Regions from separate parts of the Homo sapiens genome. Here region 2 is linked to region 1. Evidence: chromatin loops called from intact Hi-C (ENCODE). Cell type or tissue: tibial artery. All regions are shown on one strand. Links, peaks and the distances in the headings refer to the core of each region. The heading gives the core; the rest is flanking DNA.

Region 1 (8,645 bases), core at 452-8,451:
CACCTGGATAATCCAGGATACTCTTTCCATCCCAAGATCTTTAATGTAGTCACATCTGCAAAGCCTTTTTCCCCTTGAAAAGTAACATATTCAGTTTTCAGGGATTAGGAGGTGTACATCTTTGGGGTACTATTATTCTTTCTCCAAAATATATGTAAGCTTAGTGTTATTTCTTCCTTAAATGTTTGGAAGAACGTACCAGTGAAACCATGTGGGACTGAGGTTTTATTTGTGGGAAGGTTTATAATAATACATTTAAGTTATTTAATACGTAATAGACTCTTCAGGCTTGGTATGGTGACTTGTGTCTGTAATTGCAGCACTTTGGGAGGCCAAGGCTTCAAACTCTTGGCCTCAAGTGATCCTTCTGCCTCAGCCTCATGAGTAGGTGGGACTATAGGCATATGTCACAATGGCTGGCTTTGATCACTGATTTCTGATGTTACTATTTTAATTGTTTTGGGGCACCATAAACCACATCCATATAACATGGTAAACTTACTCAATAAAGGTTGTGTGTGTTCTGACTGTCCCACCAACTAGCTATTATCCCGTCTCTGTCTCTCTCCTCTGGCCTTCATGTGAGACAACAATATTAAAATTAATCTACTTAATAACCCTACAACAGCCTCTGAGTATTCAAATGAAAGAAAGAGTTGGATGTCTCTCACTTTAAATCAAAAGCCAGGAATGATTAATTTTACAACTAAGATTAATGTTAGTTGTCATCTTCTCAAGGCATGTTAAAAGCCAAGATAGGCCAAAAGCTAGCCTCTTATGCCAAACAGTCAAGTTGTGAATGAAAAGGAAAAGTTCTTTTTTTTTTTTTTTTTTTTTTTTTTGAGACAGGGTATTCTCCGTCACCTAGGCTGGAATGCAGTAGCATGATGATGGCTCACTGTAGCCTTGACCTCCGGAGCTCAAGCCATCTTCCTACTTTGGCCTACCCCAAGTAGTTAGGACCACAGACGTAAGCCACCATGCCTGGCTAATTTTTAAATTTTTTATAGAGACTGGGTCTCCGCATGTTGCTCAGGGTGGTCAAAAGCTCATGGGCTCAAGCAATGTGCCCACCTTGGCCTCTTAAAGTGCTGGGATTACAGGCATGAGCCACTGCACTAAGTCTAAGAAATGTTCTTGAAAGAAATTAACACGCAAATAAGAAAGTGAGAATGTGAGAAAGTGAGAAAGGCTGTTGCCAATATGGAGAAAGTTTTAGCGGTCTGGATAGATCAAACCAGCCACAACATTCCCTTAACTTAAGGCAAGAAAGTTAGCAAGGCCCTAACTCTCTTCAGTTCTGTGAAGCTGAGACAGGTAAGCATGCTGCAAAAGAAAAGTTGGAAGGTAGTGGAGGTTGGTTCATGAAATTTCATGAAGAAGCTGTCTCCATAACATGAAAGTGCAAGGTGAACAGCAAGTGTTAATACAGAAGCTGCAGCAAATTATCCAGAAGACCTAGCTAAGATTATTGATCAAGGTGGCTACACTAAATAACAGATTTTTAATGTATACAAAATAGCCCTCTATCAGAGGAAGATGCCATCTAGGACTTTCAAAGCTAGAGAGAAGTCAATGCCTAGCTTCAAAGAACAGACTGACTTTCTTGGTGGGGGCTAATGCAGATGGTGACTTTAACTTGAAGCCGATGCTCATTTAGCATTCCAAAAATTATAAGGCCCTTAAGAATTACGCTAAATTGGTGTGTACACCCAATCTCAGCTGGTCCACCCAAGACCCCCTGAGCACCAACCCTAGTCCCCCGGGTGGCCCCTTATCCACTCCGACAAGATGAAAGAAGCAATCATGAACCAGGAAAAACTCGCAAACTGCAGGCACAAGTGCGCATTGGTGGGAAAGAACTGCTTGCAGAAAGAAGGTGGTTCATAGAGCAGCCGCAGCAGATGATAAAAAACTTCAATTCTCCTTAAAGAAGTTAGGGGTAAACAATATCTCTGGTATTGAAGAGGTGAATATGTTTACAAACCAAGGAACAGTAACCACTTTAACAACCCTAAAGTTCAGGCATCTCTGGCAGCGAACACTTTCACCGTTACAGGCCATGCTCAGATAAAGCAGCTGGCAGAAATGCTACCCAGCATCTTAAACCAGCTTGGTACAGGCAGTCTGACTAATTTAAGGAGACTGGATGAAGCTCTGCCCAACAATCTGTGGATGGAAAAGCACCACTTGCTACTGGCGAGGATGATGATGATGAAGTTCCAGATCTTGTGGAGAAATTTGAAGAGGCTTCCAAGAATGGGGCAAACTGAATTGAGTCAACTTCTGAAGATAAAACTTAAAGTTACTGGGAGCTGCTATTTTATATTATGACTGCTTTTTAAGAAATTTTTGTTTATGGATCTGATAAAATCTAGATCTCTAATATTTTTAAGCCCAAGCCCCTTGGACACTGCAGCTCTTTTCAGTTTTTGCTTATACACAGTTCATTCTTTGCAGCTAATTAAACCAAAGAAACTTGGGAATCAAGTTTGAAACAAAGGTTAATAAAGTTCTTTGCCTAGTTAAAAAAAAGAAAGAATTATACTAAATCTACTCTGCCTGTGCTCTATTAAAGGAGCACCAAAGTCCACCTGACAGCACATCTGTTTACAGCATGGTTTACCGAATATTATAAGCCCACTGTTGAGACCTGCTGCTCAGGAAAAAAAAGATTCCTTTCAAAATAACATTGCTAGGGCCCAGTGCAGTGGCTCACGCCTGTAATCCCAGCACTTTGGGAGGCTGAGGCGGGTGGATCATGAGGCCAGGAGTTCGAGACCAACCTGACCAACATGGTGAAACCCCATCTCTACTAAAAATACAAAAATTAGCATGGCGTAGTGGCGTGTGCCTGTAATCCCAGCTACTCGAGAGGCTGAGGCAGGAGAATCGCTTGAACCAGGGAGGCAGAGGTTGCAGTGAGCTGAGATTGCACCATTGCACTCCAGCTTGGGCAACAGAGCAAGATTCCATCTAAAATAAATAAGTAAATAAATAAAAATAACATTGCTCACTGACAATGTACCTGGTCATCTAAGAGCCCTGCTGGAGGTATACAAGGAGATTAATGTTTTCCTGCCTGCTAACACAACATCCATTCTGCGGCCCACAGATCAAGGAATAATTCAACTTTCATCTTGTTATTTGTTTGGAGAAAAAGTCTCAAAGTGTTGTTTCCCTCTGCTCTCACACCACAACAATCAACACAGAAGGCTTCTGTGGCTAAATGTGTGGGGATTTTTGCCCACCAACAAGCAGTGAACACCAATCTGATACTACCTGGAGACAGATCAGATCCCACAGGTTGAGGGCTCAGTCCTCAAGGCTAATCCCCAAGCTTCAGACACAAGTCACAAGTCTGGGCCTGGTGAACTTCTGACTGTCTTCAAGTTGGAGTCCCCACAACCACTTCTTTGGGTTCAATTGATTTGCTGGAGTGGCTCACCGAACTCAGGGAAACATTTATTAATACATTTACTGGTTTATTATAAAGGACATTATAAAGGATACACATGAAGAGAAGTATACAGTGAGGTATAGGTGAAGGAGCACGGAGGTTCCATGTCTTCTCTGAGTGCACCATACTGTAGGAACCTCCACATATTCAGCTATCTGGAAGCACTCCAAATCCTGCTCTTTTGGGTTTCAGAGAGGTTTCGTTACATAGGCATGATTAATTAAACCATTGGCCATTGGTGTTCAATTAACCTTTGTCCCCTTATCCCCTCACCGGAGGTTGGGGGATGGGGTTGAAAGTCCCTATCCTCTAATCATGCTTTGGTCTTTCCAGTGACCACTCCCAACCTGAAGCTATTACTCAATATTAGCCGTACAAAGAGACAGCACTTTGGAGATTCCAAGGATTTTAGGAGTTGTGTGCCAGGAAATGGGGAAAAAGCCCAAATATACATTTCATGATATGACATTAAGAAATATGCTATAGCTGCCAATGATAGTGATTTCTGTGATGGTTCTGGAAAAAATACCTTGAATACCTTCTGGAAAGAGTTCACCATTCTAGATGTCTTTTCGAATATCCACGATTCATAGGAGGTCAAAATATTAATATTAACAGAAGTTTGGAAGAAGTTTATTCCAACCCTTATGGTTGACTTTGAGGGGTTCAAGACTTCAGGGGAGGAGGTAACTGTGGTGGAAATGGTAAGAGAACTAGAAGTGGAACCTGAAGAAGTAGTTGAACTGCTGCAATCTCATGATAAAACTTGAACGAATGAGTAGTTACTTCTGATAGATGAGCAAAGAAAGTGGTTTCTTGAGATGGAATATACTCTCAAGTGAAGATACCATGAACATTGTTGAAATGACGACAAGAACTTAGGATATTCCATAAAATTAGTGAATAAAGCAATGGCAGGGTTTGAGAGGATCGACCTCAATTTTTAAAGAAGTTCTACTGTGGGTACAATGCTATCAAGCAGCAGCTCATGCTACAAAGAACTCTTTTGTGAAAGGAAGAGCCAATCAATGTAGCACACTTCATTACTGTCTTATTTGAAGAAATTGCCACAGCCACCCTAACCTTCAATAACTACCATTCTGATTGATTAGGAGCCAGCAACATTAAGATAAGACCCTCCACCAGCAAAATAATTTTGGGTCATTGAAGGCTCAGATGATCATTAGCATTTTTTAGCAATAGAGTATTTTTTAATGCAGGTATATATATTTTTTTATACATAATGCTACTGCACACTTAATAGACTACAGTATAGTATAAACATAACTTCTTATGCACTGGGAAACCAAAAAATTTGTATCTCCTGCTTTATTGCAATATTCGCTTTATTGCAGTGGTCTAGAACCAAACTACTCCAAGGTGTGGCTATACTTAAAATCATGATGTCTTAATTTGTTTGCTTAAAATATATCTGCATGTGTATTCTAAGCAGATAAATCAAGACATGATTATTCATATTATTAGAGGTAAGTGAAATTTAGAGAGAGGTCTCCAGGCTAGACCATATTCATTTCTCTCTTTGAACTCCTGTGGTTGTTGCTGTCTACACTATCCCCTTACTACTCGAAGTGTAATTTCAGAGGTATTCCTGTAATTGTAATATAATGCCAGCATATGTTTTTTATGTTACAAAACATAACAAACATTATTTCAGGAAAATCGAAATACCATCAACAAATGAAATGTGAAATAATGCCCTTGATAGTAATTTCTTTTCCTTTCTACCAATAGAGGGCAACATGAACAAGTTGCTGACTTGATGGCAGTGTTCAAACCTCCTGTCTCAGCAAAGTTCAAAAAAGACAGTATTAAACTTGTGACAAACAAAAGCAGTAGAAGTTGAAACTATAAAACATTAGTAGGAGGAGCTCCTGTCTGGTTTCTCTGCCTACAGTCTCACCTCTTTCCAATCCCCCTACTATAGTGCTGCTAGAAATTTCTTCTAAAGGAGAAATCTGATATCATTCCCTTGATTTTTTTTTTTAAAGCTCAGTTGTACTCTACGACCAATAGGATAAAAGGCCAAGTTCTTTAGTGTGATATTTGGGTTTCTTCTTAATATGACTTTAACTTTCATTTCTCACCATTGTCCACATTTGGAAACTTCTTTAGCCACGTCAAGCTACTCATGGCTCCTCAGACACAATATACTCTTCTATACCTTGATGATGCTTTGCTTTGGTGGTTCTTCCACCTGAAATTCCCTGTACTTCCACTCCCCATTAAACACTTACTTATCACTCAAGGCCTGGCTCAAAAGTCATCTTTCTGTGGAGACTTTCTTGACTTTCCATTATTGAACCTTGTTTCTCCCACAAATAGCATATACTACAGATTGAATTGTTTTAGAATAATTAGTTTGTATTCCTTAGCAGACTACAAGGTCTCTGAGGGTTCATGTGTCAAAAGGAAATGTCTTATTCATCTTCATGTCTCCAATGCCTAGTATGCAGTAAATACTCATAATGTGTGTTTGTTGAATGAACAAAGAAAAGGAACTAAATAGAGAGTTCTCATATTGGACAAAACACCTTGTGTAAAATTTTAGACAGACATTGCAGCTAAGGCTTGTAGATGGTGCTTCTCACAAGATCAGGAAGCATCAGATGTTACCAAAAGATTATTTTTGAAATATATAGATGTTTTTGGAGAATTTTAATTTCCCTATTGCCTCTTAGCAGCCAGATTTTTTTTGTAGTATAGTTAAGATGGAGGTTCTTTGGTGCAGAAGTACAGGGATATTATGTTACTTACAATTTAGAGAAATCCTGGTTGCACGAGGTCACCTATTTCTAAGCCAGGTGGAATTCTACTTTCCTGCTTCTCTGGAGACAAGGGATGATCTACAGTCTGTGTGTACTTGGCATACTCAATAACCAATTCCAGTCTCATTTATGTCTGTTTGCTGAGATTAGCGTTCACACAGTGACGGAAGAAGAAGGTATTCCTTTCATGATTCTACCTCAGACTTGTACACTGCAATACATTTAAAAACACATGATGTATATACCAGTAAGTAGACACAGCTGATGTTTTGCAGAGGTGATCATTGCTATACCATCTGCCAGGTTTTGCAGTTGGTTTAAAAAAAAAAAAAGAAATTAGTTCAGCAGGATTTGCTCTTCACAAAATCATGTTGAGTTTTGCCAATTCTATGTAATTTGATATGCTCTTGCTAATTGAGTAAGAGAAAAATGCTTTCACATTGCACTGCAGGAAAAATATGGCCATTGTCCTTATGACCCTTGTTAAAAAAAAAAATTCGGTCATGAGTTAGATAGGGTTATAGTAAATAAAGGTGAAAATAAAAAAGACTGAGACAGCTGAGTAATTCAAAATTGTAACTAAATCAAAACTGTTTGTAGCTACCATAATAAAATTGATATACTACTGCCATGTCTTAAACTAAACAGAAGGAGGAGGTTAAGATCTAAAACTAAGAGTAGGCTGCCTTTTGGGATCGAAATAAATCCAGTCCAGAGCTTGGAGGTCTGTCTACTAGTAAATTTCCATAAAAAGTGTGTAGGAGTTTGTGATACATGACACAGATAGTTTCTTCCTAATTCAGAGTCGAAATCCTCACATGATGAATGTATTGCAAAAGATAAGCAATCTAGCTGATGATTAGAAAAAAGGATTTGTTAGGAGACTTTTTGGCCCTTTGTTTTTTTTGTTTTGTTTTGTTTTGTTTTTTGTTGTTGTTGTTTTTTTGAGACAGGGTCTCACTCTGTGGCTCAGGCTGGAGTGCAGTGGTGTGATCACAGCTCACTGCAGCCTCGACCTCCTGGACTCAGGTGATCATCCCACCCCAGTGTCCCCAGTTGCTGGGACTACAGGTGCATGCCATCATGCCTGGCTAATTTTTGTACTTTTTGTAGAGCAGGGGTTTCACCAAGTTTCCCAAGCTGGTCTCAAGTTCTCGGGCTCAAGCGATCCTCCCGCCTTCCCCTCCCAACGTGCTAGGATTATAGGTGTGAGTCACTCTGCCCGGCCTACTATGTTAATTTCATAATGATTGAAAATTAATTAATTCAACAAATTTATATATTCCACTAATACAGAGCACATACTATCTGCAAGACACTGCAGGACACTGATACTATATATTTGTCGGTTAAAATAAAATTGTTGGCCAGGCACAGTGGCTCACACCTGTAATCCCAGCACTTTGGGAGGCAAGGGCAGGAGGATCACTTGACCCTAGACCCTATGTGTTGAAGACCAGCCTGAGTAATGTAGTGAAACCCCATCTCTTAAAAAAAAAAAAAATTAGCCAGGAATGGTGACACACACCTATAGTACCAGCTACTCAGGAGGCTGAGGTAGGAGGGTGGCTTAAGCCTGGGAGATCAAGGCTGCAGTGAGCTGTGATCATGCCACTACACTCCAACCTGGGTGATAGAGCAAGACACTGTAAAAAAAAAAAATTAATACCTTGCAGCAATCGATCATAGATGTTGACCTATACGCCATAAATTTTATGGCAGTTTAACATTCTTATCAGCTGCCTCTGTCTCTTCATGACATTTTACCAAAAGCTTAAGCTTCTGTTAAATTGAAAATAATTGCCTTCTTATATGACTTTCAGAAAATCTACAGAAATGGTTCTAGGTGTTCTCCACACCTTTCACATGCAGCTCTGTGCTACACAGTCTTCTACTGGGGCTTCTGGTCCCACTGTCTTCTGTGCCCTGAAGGTTGACCTCTATGGACACCATCATATGGGGCTTCTTATTCTTTACTTCCAGGGGGTTCAGCCAGAAGGGAAGCACTGGCCTGAAATATAAGTGAGGAGGATGGAGAGATTGGGATATTTATTTGCCTTTCTTCTGCATCATGATTATGGCAGTGGCTCCACACTGTATGGACACAGTTCCTATTTAAAGACTCCTCTTCCAAGGCTCCAGGTCTTTCAGGGTTCTGGCAGCACAGTTTCCTCCTCTTGCCCCTTCAGGCCTAGGGGTGAGAAGTGCTCCTTGCTATCGTTCATCCTTGGGTGGTTCCCTGCCCCCATGTTCATTCACTTACCTTCTCATGCCTCTCTAAATCATTCCTTCATTACTTTCTTTTCACTTAAATGCTTTTTTTTTGTCTGAAGCAGCCTAAAGTTAAACACTTTAAGTGTGCCCTCTGCTTCCTGCTAGAACTCAAGAAGACTAGAAAC
Region 2 (8,645 bases), core at 161-8,160, 110 kb after region 1:
CATTTATGGCATGAATATTTGTGGTCATAAATTATCTTTAAAAATAATTTTCTGACCTCCAATAATGAACTACATTACTTTGTACTTGGATAGTAGGTATAAACTTTTGGAATCAAAATTAGAATCCACTCTTAAGAAGTCTCTTGAAATAAAAGAAGAAAAAATTGCTGCTTTAGAAGCTCGATTAGAAGAATCCACGAATTATAACCAGCAATTGCGCCAAGAACTTAAAACAGTAAGTGATTTTCTTGGAAAGAATTTTAAGGATCATTTATTATATAAATATTTGGACAGAAAAATATAAAGTAGAAAATAAAAATATAAACATTTTATTGATATTTAGTCTATTTCTTCCTTTTTCATAAACTTGAGAATATTCTTAAACAGATCTCTGTCATATGAATATGGTATAGCTTATTCAGTGCTATTTCATGTGTGTAATATTCCTGCCTGCTGTTAGGGATATATCAGAAGTGTGTGGGTGGAATGAGGAAGAGGCAGGCTTATTTTATTGGGAAAAGCTCTCATTGTGATACTGACATTTCACTCTGTCACTCTTTCCTATCGAGGATCCAGGGGAAATTCTGCTAAGCAAAATATGAGTGTGAGTATACCAAGTTAGAGGAAAATCATATGTGTGTTATATAAGACAGCACCTGATCTCATAAATTTGATGTCTTTTCTAGATCTGTTTTCCTTGTGATATTTGAAAGTATTCAGTGAAGTAAGTAAGCAAGGCAGAGGCAACTGTTTATTTTCCCTAAGGAAGTAAATCAAAATATAAGGGACTTTCCCATTCCACAGGGCTAGTAGATGGTAGATTGGTAGAGTCATGTTCTGGTTTATTCACCCTTTTATCATCTCTGCAGTGCCACCAGGAGTGGTCTCAAGGTTAACTAAACACTTAGACTGATAAGATTACTGTAGGCTACATTTAGAATCGCTGTACTCAGAACACTATAAGAAATACAAATAGATAGCAGGGCAGTGTCAGTCCATCCTCTTCACGTAGTTGTCTGAGAATCATCTTCCCACCAGATGGTTTTGGTATAAGATGAGATTCACACTGGGTGTGTGCGGGAGCTTTCCTGGCTTTGAATCCGTATACTCATAGCAGTCATTACCTCTTGCAGCAACTCCAAAGGTATGGATTTACGATTCCCACAGTGCACATACCAATCAATTATGAGAGTTGCTGTACTCAGAGAAGTTCAGAGATAGGGCTGTCTATTGGTCTTTAAAGTTCTCCTAAATAGTCATTTTTTTCAATAAGCAATATTATCTAGTAACATAGAATGTTCCAGTTTTTTTCCACTATTTGCTGACACCATTATTGCTGCTATTTGTCACAGACATTGCCATCGAACATACATTGTTACAGAATAAGTTTTACTTATTTTTCATCCAGACATTCTCAGAGCCAGAGAATAAATTTTAGAACTGTGTCTGGTTAACTAAAGGGATTATTAAGAACAAAACAAAACAAAACAAAAAAAACACATTAACCTGCTTGTTGTCCTGAATTTTTTACCCCATTAGCAGTATCACTGAGTTGCAAATAAAATCAATTTCATGAAGCTACTCAACCAGAAAATTAGTGGGTTTGGGTGTGAGTTGCATACGTGTGTTTCAAGTAGATATTTAAAATGCCATCATTAGGCTGGGTGCGGTGGCTCACGCCTGTAATCCCAGCACTTTGGGAGGCCGAGGCAGGCAGATCTTTTTAGGTTGGGAGTTCAAGACCAGCCTTGCTGACATGGTGAAACCCTGTCTCTACTAAAAATACAAAAATTAGCCAGCCAGGCGTGGTGGCGGGCACCTGTAATCCCAGCCAGCTACCCAGGAGGCTGAGGCAGGAGAATCGCTTGAATCCAGGAGGTAGAGGTTGCAGTGAGCTGACATCCTGCCACTGCACTCCAGTCTGGGTGACAGAGTGAGACCCTGTCTCAAAAAAAGCCATCATTGACTTCCACTTTCAGCTATTTGGACATAACTGTTATGGACTAGCTTCCTGCTATGTATTCAACTGAATTTATATTGTTATAAACTTTTAATACTATATGTGAAGAGGTATTCACTTTAAGGTAGACTGTGAAAGTTAAATACGAATAGTATAAGGGTTAAAGTAACCACTAAATTAGTATGACAAAGAGGTATAGGTAATATGACCAAAAAAGGGAGATAAAATGGACTCATAAAAAAATAAATCCAGGCTAGGCACAGTGGCTTATCTCTGTAATCCCAGCACTTTGGAAGGCTGAGGTCGGCAAGTTCGCTTGAGCGCAGGGGTTTGAGACCAGCCTGGGCAACATAGGGAGATCCTGTCTCTTAAAAAAATCCAAAAGGCAAAAAAAAAAAGAAGAAACAGGGAAGAAAGTACAGATTGGACAAATAGAAAACAAATAGTAAGATGGCAGTTTTAAACCAAAGTATGGCAATAACTATATTAGATATAAAAGGTCTAAACACCCCAGTTAAAAGACAGAGATTAATAAATTAGACAAAAAGATAAGACCCATCTATATGCTACCTATCAGAAATCTTGATGGAAAATGATATATCATTCCAGCACTCATCAAAAAATTGCTAGATTGGCTATATTAATGTTAGACAAAGTAAATTTTAGTGCAGTAAATAGCATCAGAGCTAAGTAGTTCATTGCATAATTATAAAGGGGTCATTCCAGCACAAAGATAACAAGGTTAAATGTTTATGCACCTAATAACAGAGATACACCTAGTAACAGAGCTGCAAAATACATGAAGCAAATATCTGTAGAACTACATGGAGAAAAATCCACAATTACAGTAAGAGAGTTCAATACTCATCTCTCAATAATTGGAGAATAAGTAGAAAGAACTTCATCTACCAGATAAAGGGCTTCTATAAACAGCCTATAGACTAATCACTTTCCCCCTTTAATCAGGAAGAATACAAAGATTTTGCTCTCACTGTTTCTATTAAATGCTGTACTGGTGATCCTAACCAGTATACTAAGATAAGAAGAAATGAAAGGCATACAGATTTGAAAGGAAGAAGTAAAAATGTCTTTCTTCACCTGTGACATGACTATATTTACAGAAAACCCTGAGGAATTCACAGAAAAATCTCTACAGCTAAGGTGAACTAATCAATGTCACAGGATAAAAGTCAATATATAAAAACCTATTTTATTTCTCTACATTAGCAATGAAAGATTGAAAAATGAAATTAAAAAACACCATTTATAATACTATGAAATACTTATGGATGAATTTAAGGAAATGTGTGCAAGAACTCTGTACTAGAAACACCAAAGGAAATACCTCAGTAAATGGAGATAAGAACCATGTTCATGAATTAGAAGACTCAATATTGTTAAAATGGCAGATTTCCCCAGATTGATCTCTTGATTCAACATAATCCCAATTAAAATCCCAACAGGCAGATTAACGAGATGATTCTAAAATTTATATGGAAATATTGATCAAATATTGGTGCAAATTGGGAGCAACTGGAACTGTCATGCATACTGATGCAAATATAAGGTGTTATAACTAATTTAGCAGGCAGTATGGCAGTATCTCAAAAAGTCCTGGCCCATGGCCAGGCATGGTAGCTCTTGCCTGTAATCCCAGCACTTTGGGAGGCTGAGGCAGGTGTATCACTTGAGGCCAGGAGTTCAAGACGAGCCTGGCCAACATGGTGAAATGCTGTCTCTACTAAAAATACAAAAATTAGCTGGGCGTGGTGGCGCACACCTGTAGTCCCAGCTACTCAGGAGACTGAGCCACGAGAATCACTTGAACCCAGGAGGTGGAGGTTGTGGTGAACTGAAATTGCACCACTGCACTCCAGCCTGGGCGACAGAGCGAGACTCCATCTCAAAAAAAAAAGAAAAAGAAGGTGATAATGCTACTTCTCTTTACTCAAGGAAAATGAAAACATAGATAAATGAATTTTTATAACAACTTCATTCATCATCATAAAAACTGGATATAATGACCAAAAGAAAAAAATTACTGATGCACTCAACACATGGTTAAAGCTTAGAAATATACTCAGAAACACACACACATACACACAGATTATATATACTGTGATCATATTTGTGTGAAATTTTAGTATAAGCAGAATTTTTGTGAAAGAAATGAAAACAGTGGTTGCTTAGTGCAGTGATCTTTCTAGAGTGATGGAAGTGTTCTGTCATGTTGATATATGGGTTATATAGGTGTTTGCCATTCTCAAAACTACCGAATTACACTTAAAATCTGTACATTAGCAACTTCATGCAAATTATAACTCTGTTTTTAAAGATGACATTATCTTTGGGAACTTGAAAATTTGAATTCATAACATAATTTACAATATTTTAAATTTTAATTAAACTTTGACAATTTTTTAATTAGCTCTAAATTACTTTGTTACAGTGATTTATCTTTAGACTCTGAATATAAAGATTTTGATTAATGATACATAAAGTAATCATTTTTAATACTTACTTGAAAGAACAATGGGTTTAAAATGAGAAGCCTTCGGCTGGGCGCAGTGGCTCAACGCCTGTAATCCCAGCACTTTGGGAGGCCAAGGTGGGTGGATAGCTTGAGGTCAGGAGTTCGAGACCAGCATGGGCAACATGGTGAAACCTCGTCTCTACTAAAAATACAAAACTTAGCCAGGCATGGTGGCACACACCTGTAATCCCAGCTACTCGGGAGACTGAGGCAGGAGAATGGTTTGAACCTGGGTGGCGGAGGTTGCAGGGTGCCAAGATCGCATCACTGCACTCCAGCCTGGGTGACAGAGTGAGACTATGTCTCAAAAAAATATATAAAATGAAAGGATTCGAGTTTTATTCTCAGCTCCCCTTTCTTAATAACTGCATATATTTATAGCCTTTCTAAGCCTAGAATAAGGACCTCATGGGAAATTCATGTAAAATAGAGACTAGAAATGATGCCACTCATCTATTGTTATTAGTGTGTTAAAAGTAAAAACAAAACAAACAAAACCCGGAAACTAGGATCATAGGGTACCCCTTAGATTTCTTGAGAAACTTGACATTACATTCTATCTTGGCATCTTTTTAGTCTCACCTCATTATTTTCTAACTCATTGGTAGCAATATTAATTGTTGAGTCATAGGCTTTCTTAAGTTGTACATTAGATGTTGAACTATAAAACATTTCTATCCCTGCCTTAATACAAAGGTTGGGGTTAACTTAAAATTTATTATAAGAATCTCCTAGGGTAAACTAGTGCTTCAAGATAGTTTAATAATTCAAGATAAGAATAGTAATATTAAATTTAAGTTGAAGAGAAAGAGTTATTAAGTTAAATCTGGCAAATTTGGTCATGTATGATGAGCAAGTTAATAGCAATCCAAGGATATATCTTATCCAGGATTTTCTAGTGTGATTGTAATCTACTTTAAGAGAGCCAACTCAGAACTAAAAAATCCTGAATACGATATATCCTTAAAATTAATAAAGTGTCAAATCTTTGTGCTTTACGTAGGCATCTCTGTGAAATTTCTAACCTGGTTATAGATAGCTGTAAAAAGAATTGTTAGTCATTAGCAACATATCTATATCCACTGTTAATCCAGGGGCATTTGCACGACAAACGATAGGATTTGACATGACTATTACTCTGGCACATAAGTAGAGTATGTTTTATATTTCTAGGAGGAAAGGATTTACATTTTAAAAAGCATAAATCATACATATTATTCATCACATTTAAAAGTAAATTGCCTTTCGTATTCACCAGATCAGCCCAGAGTCAAATTAATTGAGAGAAATGTAACTGTGGTGATTTTTTTCTCCCCATTAAAATATTTTAAATAAAATTTTAGGTGAAAAAAAATTATGAAGCTCTCAAACAGAGACAAGATGAGGAAAGGATGGTACAGAGCTCTCCTCCAATATCTGGTGAAGACAACAAATGGGAGCGAGAAAGTCAAGAAACGACTAGAGAACTTCTGAAAGTTAAAGACAGATTAATTGAAGTAGAAAGAAATGTAAGTATTTTTAAATTTTAGTAGAAATAGTTTTTTTTAGAAATAGAGGATCACTGGATATATTTATCTTAGATACATTTTCTAATATTTAAACAATTGATGGCACTTAATAAGAAAATTCTAGTCATATAGTCCTTTTTCTATTTGTTCCTACCTAAGGGGACTTTCTTTTTGCTTCTCCTGCCTGGAACATATGACTGGCTTCCCTCAGCATTTGGGTAGCATATCATATGTCCTGCAGAAGGTCTTCTCTGACTTCTTCCCCCAGTAAAGTTGTTATTCCTGACTTAAACTATTCACTATTGTTCCACTGCTTTAGTTTTTTCATAGCACTTTTCACAGTGAAATTAAATTTTGTATTCATTTATGAAAGCAGGTAATTCGTCTTTCTTTTTATTACCACCGTGCCTTTACTATCTAGAATAGTGCCTGGTAGGTAGTAGACACTTAACAAATATTTGCTAAATTAGTTCAATATATACTTGACAGTAAACAACAAGCAAACAAACTGAACAACAAATACTTACCCTTCAAAAGATGAATAAACTTAAGGAACTTACACAATAACAAGTAAAATAGTTGTGGTGGTGGTTTTTTTTTTTTTAATTTAACACAAAAATAGTACCTTTAATTAAAAACTAAGCAATAAAACCAAAAATTAATCCCCACACCATGATTTCTACTTTCTCATTCAAAAAGAATCACTATAAACAGTTTATCTTCCTAGAAAATTTTCTTGTCATTTATCTGTATGTAGAAGTATATTTCTTTAACAAATTTATACCTGTGGGATCATGCTATACAAAATTCCTATTTGCATTTTCAGTTAATATTATATTGGAGATGTCTCAATTTTAGCAGATGTATATGTATTTCATTTTAATGACTACCTATTATTCCATAGTGTGAATGTTACCATAATTTACTTAAATAAATCTCACATTTCTGGACATTTAGGTTTTTTTGGTTTTTTTTTGAGACGGAGTCTCACTTTGTCGCCCAGGAATTGAATGCAGTGGCGTGATCTCGGCTCACTGCCAGCTCTGCCTCCCAGGTTCACCCCATTCTCCTGCCTCAGCCTCCCGAGTAGCTGGGACTACAGGCGCCTGCCACCACGCCTGGCTAATTTTTTGTATTTTTAGTAGAGACAGTTTTCACCATGCTTGTCAGGATGGTCTCAATCTCCTGACCTCATGATCCGCCCACCTTGGCATCCCAAAGTGCTGGGATTACAGGCATGAGCCACCGCGCCCCACCCATTTAGGTTATTTTTAAACATGTTCATAGAATGCTAAATTCCTGACAGTGAAATTGCAAGGCCAAAGGATATATACGTGTGTGTGTGTGTATTTAATTGATTTTTTCTACTAGTCTTTAAAAATCCCATCTATTATCTTTTTTTTTTTTTTTTTCTTCTCTGAGACAGGGTCTCACTCATCTCCCAGGCTGGAATGCAGTGGCGAGATCATAGCTCACTGAAGCCTCATCCTCCCAGGCTCAAGTGATCCTCTTGCCTCAGCCTCCCAACTAGCTGGGAGCACAGGTGCACACCACCACACCCAGCGAATTTTTGTATTTTTTGTAGAGATGGGGTCTCACTATGTTGCCCAGACTGGTCTCGAACTCCTGGCCGCAAGTGATCTGCTCTCTTCAGCCTCCTGAAGTGCTGGGATTGCAGGTGTGAGTCACCACACCCAACCTAAAAATCACATCAATTTTCAGTCCCACTAAGAGAGTATACCTATCTTTCCATATTAACATTGGATAGTACCTAGTGCTTTAATTTTTCTTAAAGCAATAGGAGAAAATATTTTCATGTGCACATTTAAAATTATGAGTTAGGTATTACACATCTTTCATATATTTATTGGCCATTTATAAATGCCTATTTTTAATCAGTGATATATATACCTATATTGCTTGGATTCATAATTACATTTTAGAAAATTGAGCTGGCATATAAAGTTCTGTAAGGTGAATCTTTTTTTCTTGTAGACTTCCTTTATAAATTCTCATTGGAAAAAAATTACTTCATATCATATTTTAGATAATGGGGTTATAAAGACGGTTAGCCATATAATAGGCTGGTAATTTTTGTGTGTTTGCCAGTATTATATTTGCTAACTTATTTCTTTGCCCTTGTAAATTTTTTCCTGCTCTAAGATACCCTCTCAGCTATCTCTTCTATTCATTATAGACTATAGGAATTTTTTTTATTCCCAAAGACACCTGGAATAATCGGTAGAGCTTGTACAATTTAGTTTCTAAAGTGCTAAACTACAATAGTATTTCACATATATATGTGAAAAATGGTTCACCTCTTTGTGCTGAGATGGTATATAAATACATCAGTACTATCAGTATTCCTTTTTATTTTTTCTAGTACACATTTTTTCATCCTTTCTATTTGAACAAATGAACAAAAGAGAAGTATAAAATCATAACGCATCTTAAAGCATTTGTTTCCTCAGCTTCAATTTTATGGTATAATATGTGGGTCAAATCCTGACCTGCCTTTTACACAGTGACATGCAGTGTATATAACATAAAGCCAATAAAATTAATGTTATATTTACATATAGATATGATAAGAGTGATCTATTGTGATTCAGTTGTTAACTTTTTATGCATACTGCAGGGTAGA

What was found. A loop is a pair of places that touch in the nucleus more often than their neighbours do. Peaks named below come from ENCODE experiments on the same cell type or tissue, not always from the same donor. Only the 100,000 strongest peaks of a DNase experiment are listed, where the experiment ranks them.
Region 2: a loop joins it to region 1, with 2.5 times the contacts of the local background. A loop is called at or near these places in 5 of 110 quality-filtered maps.

The regions. Positions count from the first base shown.
Region 1 is chr2:55,428,777-55,437,421 of GRCh38, reverse strand. It overlaps the pseudogene BTF3P5. Among named protein-coding and RNA genes, the nearest start is that of CCDC88A, 13 kb to the right of the region's middle. In tibial artery, for the core only: a CTCF peak has its summit at 5,209 (motif pointing right); no DNase peak of the experiment used is centred there; H3K27ac peaks cover 531 bases.
Region 2 is chr2:55,319,884-55,328,528 of GRCh38, reverse strand. It overlaps CCDC88A (coiled-coil domain containing 88A), which reads left to right. Exons shown (of 33, transcript NM_001365480.1): 17 at 94-235; 18 at 5,837-6,001. All of the region lies in intron 2 of LOC124907768 (a long non-coding RNA gene), which reads right to left. Among named protein-coding and RNA genes, the nearest start is that of MTIF2, 55 kb to the right of the region's middle. In tibial artery, for the core only: no CTCF peak of the experiment used is centred there; no DNase peak of the experiment used is centred there.